Linked DNA regions of Homo sapiens: region 2 is linked to region 1. The links are chromatin contacts, found by Hi-C or POLR2A ChIA-PET in ENCODE. All regions are on one chromosome and are shown on one strand. Each heading gives the region's core, a stretch centred on a gene start or an enhancer-like site at or near the end of the contact. The rest is flanking DNA. Distances are from core to core; before and after follow the strand shown.

Region 1 (2,968 bases), core at 228-2,727:
CCAGTAGCTGCTTTTAGGCTCTCGTTGACCGCCCCCATCTTCAGGGGAGATGTTGTCCTTGAGTTGGCCTCAATACCCAGTGCTCTCTTGCTGAGGAAGGAGAATGGGTATTGGGCAGGCAACCAGAGTGTCTGCCACAGCCATATACTTTCTCCACCTCCCACATGACACTTTGGGAGATCAGTGATCTATGTGCATGTTTGCCTGGTTCCTACTTGGACTTAATTTTCTAAGCGATACGGGTTTTTTTTGCAGCCAGAGTTGCCAATTGCCAGTTAAGATTTTAGGTCTAATTTAGGGTTACATTTGCATAGAAAGTCTCTAAATTTCCTTTTAGCACAGCAAGACAATTTATAGATGACAAAATTCATCTGTCCTCTGGTCTGAAGTAGATTTTCTTTCCTAGGAGAATTGTGGAAATATTTTGATCTGTCACAGCAATTTATAGTGTGGAACTTCTGTAACTTTAGAAATTTATGTCTTGAACAAAGGCAAAAACATAAACTCTAGGCCTAAATGTTTGATCTTACCTTTCTATGGAGTTTACTAAGTGGGATTTTGACTTTATTGGGTGAATTTTCCCACAGACGTTGCAGATTTTATTAGTGCCTTTTTCCCTGCCGGCATTCTTTCCTGGGCCCTGTTCAGTTGCTAGTCTACTTTAGGGCTGGCGTGTGTTAGGTTGTTAAGTCGTTTGCATACAGTTGGGGAGTCATTGCTGGATATGGGCAAGTAGGGAGTGTCTCTGTCTCTAGTTAAGAAACGAGCTGTCGGGAGCTAAATAGTGGGTGCTCGTGGACATAGGATGGCAACAACAGACACTGGAGACTGATAGAGAGGGAGTGGGGAGGAGGGCAGGGGCTGAAAAGCTATTGGGTACTATGCTCAGTGCCTGGGTGAGGAGATCAGTTATACCTCAAACCTCAGCATCACGCAGTATACTCCGGTAACCAGTCTGTACATGTATCCCCTGAATCTAACATAAAAGTTGAAATTATGTTAAAAAATAAGTAAATAAATACAAATGTCAATTTTGGCATAGGTTAAATTTTTAAGTTAAAAAAAAAAAAGATACTCTGGTCACCAAAATCTGAAATGGGACAATCCAGGAGGATTTGTAAGTGGTCTGTAGACTGATTCTCATCACATGGGCTGTACCTCCTGGACTAAATGGACTGTATTTGGTCTTGGTATTGGATATCTTTTAACTTTGGTTATCATGTTGTCCCAGTACTCAACTGTATTAGATTGGGTGGTGTATTAGAGTCCTGTCAGGAAATCAGAAACCATACTTAATTATTTGAACAGAAAATTCATTTTAGGAAATTGATTAAATAGGTTTCAGAGGAAACACTGAGATAACACAGTTGATAAGTACAGGAAGTGGCTTCACCCCTAAGGCTAGAAGTACAAAGGCAAGAAGCTGGGGCTGTCAAAATCTGGAAGATCACTGCTTGGTCCCTGAGCAACTAGGGTTCAGATCTCTGAAGAGAGGGCCCCATCTAGCTGCCACAGGAGTTCAGAGGAGGGATCTTTTCGAACTGGGACCATTCCTTTGAGGAGAGGGTGTTGCCTCCACCTCTGAGGGTGCACGATACTAGTTCTGGGAATGTGGAATGAAGCTGGAAACCGGAACCAGTTGCTTCTGCCAGGTGTCTGTTGCTGGGGCAGCACTGCCAGGACAGCAAGCCCACAGGAAGGATGCAGTCCTTTTGTCCCTTCTGCCTTCCAGTCTCCCTCCAGTGTCCCTGCTGGCAGAACCTAACAGACCGAAACAAAGTGTCCTTTGAGTCTCAGCCCCAGCATCATAGCTTTGGAGAGCAGATTGATGTGGAGAGCTTACTAACCAGCACTGGTGGTTTGCTCTGTGAATGGGAGCAGTCCCTTAACTTATCTTAGAAGCGTTTCAGGATAGGCGAGTATTTAGGCAACATGATTTGTTCTTGAAAATGAGCAGTTTGTTGGTCCTTGTGGTAGCAATTGTTGCTTATAACTTGGTATCTTCTGAGTTGGGTTCTTATTACATGTGGGAAATATCCAAACCTACCGCTCTGAGTATTTCTTTGAGAAATTATTCTTAGACACAAATCAAAGGGTCAGGGTTTCCCCAGGCTCTTTTTAGTTTCTAAGTCTTCTTAAAATGGACTAAAGATTAGGTTTTGGGAGTTGGGTGGAGCAGGCTTAAAACCCATTGGTGCTGGGCGCGGGATCACGCCTGTAATCCTGACACTTTGGGAGGTCGAGGCAGGTGGATCATCTGAGGTCGGGATTTCAAGACCAATCTGGCCAACATGGCGAAATCCTGTCTCTACTAAAAATACAAAAATTAGCCAGACCTAGTGGGTCATGCCTGTAATCCCAGCCACTCGGGAGGCTGAGGCATGAGAATCACTGAACCTGGGGAGGCGGAGGTTGGAGTGAGCCAAGATTGCGCCGTTGCACTTCAGCCTGGGTGACAGAGGAGACTCTGTCTCCAAAAACAAAAACAAAACAAAACAAAACAAAACACTTCATTGGTGATTTATGTGTAGCGAGAACATGATTTTGAATTAGGGGGCCCTAGGTTCGAAATAGCTTTGTGGCCTTGGGCAGTTTATTTAACTTCTGTTAATTGTTGTTTCCTCATCAGAAAAATATTGATACCATTTACTTCTCACAGCTGTTAAAAGCATGAAATCATTGAATTAGGTAATATTTATATGCAGTGCCTATCATCCCCAGAGCAGCTGCTAAGATCATAACTTGAAAATACTTAGTAAAAGAAAGGACAAGGGATTTAAAATGCAGCACTAGAAAATACCTGTTTGACACAAAAGAAGGCAGGAATGGAGGAATTGAGGAACATAAGTCATAGAAAATAAATAGCAAAATGGCAAAAATGAGGCCTTCCTTATCAGTAATTACATTACATTTAGTGGATTAGATTCTCCTGTTAAAAAAGGCAGAGAACAGATTTTTTAAAGCCACG
Region 2 (2,968 bases), core at 244-2,743, 44 kb after region 1:
CTGCCTCAGCCTCCCGAGTAGCTGGGATTACAGGTGCCTGCCACCATGCCTGGCTAATTTTTGTATTTTTAGTAGAGACGGGGTTTTGCCACATTGCCCAGGCTTGAACTCCTGACTTCGAGTGATCCGCCTGCCTGGGCCTCCCAAAGTGCTGGGATTACAGGCGTGAGCCACTGCGCCCAGCCTGATATTCTACAAATATCTAAGGCTATCACTGATATTCTACAAATATCTAAGGCTGTCACTGACGATGCAGTGATCATCCTTGTGTGTAAATCTGTGTGTTTGATTGTTTCCATAGGTTGGATTCCTGCATGTGAAATTGCTGGGTCAGATGTGTCTGAGGCTTTTATGGATATTTCTGGGGACTGGTTTCTATTCTGAAGGAGGAAAAATATCACAGATTTGACCAAATCAGCCCCTGGTTTTGTGGGTCTTGGAGATTCAGAACTCTAATTGGTTAGTGGCCTAACCAGGCCTGCCCACTTCTGAGCCACATCCTTGTCCCAGTGTCCCTCTCCAGCGTGAGACCTCTGCAGAGGAGCTGAGACCAGGAGAGGAAGGTTGCTGACAGTTCTAGCTGGCTCCTTGGGCCTGGGCAGAAGAGCCATGATTGTTGGCCATTTATTAATAACTATTATTTGCTGAATTCTACAAGCCTGGTGCCCGGCTGCAGGCGAAGGACTCCTTTTCACTGCACATGCAGTAGCTGGTTCCTCCTTAGGTGGAGTCAGCTCCGAGATGGGCCTTGTGTTGTGTGCACGGAGGATTTTGGTGACTGTGGTTTGATCACTGTGGCTCATCTCTGAGACCAGCCCTTGGGAAAAGCTGAGGTGCTCCCCTGAAATGACTCTGGCTGCCCCATCAATCCCCCTCCTTCTCCCTCACCCCTCCAAAGCCTCCTCCTCCAATCTCTGTGAAGCCCTCCTCTGTGAGGCCCTGCCAAGCGCCCCTTCCTCCTCGCTGCCCCGCAGCACCTGTGTCCCCTCTTGTCCCAGGAACCGTGGTGTCACCCCTACCACCATGAGAACCTGCAGGCAGTGGGGGGCTCTCTGTCCCTAGCAGGCAGCGTAGGGCTTGGCTCAGAGCAGGCACCAAAAAATTCTTATGTGCAGGAGGATTTTTCAGATTTATCCAAATGGGTTTTTCTTCAAGGAAGAGGTCTAGAGCCCCGCTGAGGCATCTTCTAACTAATTTTCAACATAATGAAACCGTGTCCTTGGTGTCTGCTCAGAACACCGTGGCCTTACCTTGCTGGGCTCCTTAGGGAAAAGCACTTACGTGAAAGGCTCTTCAGTGAAGAATTTCTGTAGCTCAAGGACTCCCTTTTCCGCCCTTCCCTGTTTGTATCATTTGAAAACATCTTTTAAAAGCCTTGTTAATTAATTGCCTCAGGGCTTGGAGGTGCTGAGTGGGGGCAGGCATTGAGAGCAGGCCGGGTTATGCGGCCTCCTGGGGTGGGCAGAGAGAGCTCCGTGGTGCTGGTCAGAGCCTGACTCAGAGCCCCCAGGGGCCTCTGAAGGGTGGCAGAAGCTTTCCCTGGGTCAGTCAGGTACCAAGGGGTGGGTTGGAAAGTTAAGTATTTCAATGAAACGTCCCAGAGATCCACAGACCTGACGTAGGCGGCAGGCATTTTGGCAACAGGTAGATTTTTTTTTTAAAGACACTCAGGTTTTGGTTGGGCACAGTGGTTCACGCCTGTAATCCCAGCACTTTGGGAGGCGGAGGCGGGTGGATCACCTGACGTCAGGAGTTCGAAACCAGCCTGGCCAGTATGATGAAACCCCGTCTCTACTAAAAATACAAAAATTAGCTGGGCGTGGTGGCGTGGGCACCTGTAATCCCAGCTACTTGGGAGGCTGAGACAGGAGAATCACTTGAACCTGGGAGGCAGAGGTTGCAATGAGCTGAGATTGAACCACTCCAGCCTGGGCAACAGAGGGAGACTCTATCTCAAAAAAAAAAAAAAAAAAAAAAAAAAGACACTCAGGTTTTTAATTTTTTCCCCTTCTCTCTTTTTAATTTTTTTTTTTTTTTGAGACAAAGTCTTGCTCTGTTGTGCAAGCTGCAGTGCAGTGGAGTAGTCATAGCTCACTGCAACCTCCATCTCCTGGGCTCAGGCAATCCTCCTGCCTCGGCCTCCCAAAGTGCTGGGATTAGAGGTGTGAGCCAACGGGCCCCGCCCCTCCCTCCTCTTTATTACAGATTATTATTTGCAGATAAAAAGACTCGCCTAAACCATATAACATTTCAGTGGGTGGCTTTCAGCCCTTTCCTTGCATTTGTGTGCATTGGCCCAGCTGTACACCTCTGACTTTCAGTGGGAATAAATCATATTACTGCCTGGCAGGGTTCTGCCCCCTGAGGCACACACTCTTTTTGGTGGTTCTCACGGACCCTAGAGACCCCAGCTGTCTGTGGCAGTTTGAACCTAAGCCCTGGACTGGGGCCAGTCAGGTAGAAGTGGCCTCTGTGGAGGGTCGTGGGAGGTAGTCTGGGGACCCTCTGACCTACATGGGTGTCCGGCACTATTATTGGTGGCTGAGGCCAGAGACAGAGCCTGTTGTCGGGGTAGTACCTGAGGATGGTGATCCCCAATTAGCAGAGGCTGCAGCCTACCCATGCCTGCCTTCCCCAGCACCGTCCCTGGGTGCCACACTGGAGCTGATTCCTGAGCTCCCCGTGTCTCGGCGACCTTGCTTCCAGCCTCTGAAGGGCACTCGAGGAAGACTGATTGAGACTCTGGGGAAGGACGTGCGTAGCATCTCAATCTCCCCTCACAGAGCCTGCCTGGGGAGGGCTACACCTCGGGAGGCTTTTATGTACGGAGGCATTTCCAAAACTGGTTTGTCCCTCCCCTGCCACAAGAGACCAGCGGGGGCCTGCCTTCTAGAGACACACACCCACCCCCTTAGGGTTCCCTGCCTTCAGAGCAAATGCTTACCTATGAGGAAATTGAGGCACACAG

The links. A loop is a pair of places that touch in the nucleus more often than their neighbours do. ChIA-PET counts read pairs that join two places held with the same protein, here RNA polymerase II (POLR2A). Pooled maps may share reads with other maps.
Region 2: a map of heart right ventricle shows a loop between it and region 1 (5-fold over the local background). The contact joins two enhancer-like sites. A Hi-C loop is called at or near these places in 1 of 168 maps with a recorded cell type or tissue (heart right ventricle) and 1 of 50 pooled maps. POLR2A ChIA-PET finds 5 or more read pairs at or near these places in 7 of 52 experiments (AG04450, B cell, CD8-positive, alpha-beta memory T cell and 4 more).

The regions. Positions count from the first base shown.
Region 1 is chr16:28,135,745-28,138,712 of GRCh38, reverse strand. All of the region lies in intron 9 of XPO6 (exportin 6), which reads left to right. Among named protein-coding and RNA genes, the nearest start is that of GSG1L, 74 kb to the right of the region's middle. Within about 2 kb of position 1,477, at least 5 of the 41 ENCODE cell types and tissues checked have a DNase peak (open chromatin) inside an H3K27ac peak, as active enhancers do.
Region 2 is chr16:28,091,541-28,094,508 of GRCh38, reverse strand. No RefSeq gene overlaps it. Among named protein-coding and RNA genes, the nearest start is that of GSG1L, 29 kb to the right of the region's middle. RefSeq lists an enhancer at 2,152-2,968. Within about 2 kb of position 1,493, at least 6 of the 41 ENCODE cell types and tissues checked have a DNase peak (open chromatin) inside an H3K27ac peak, as active enhancers do.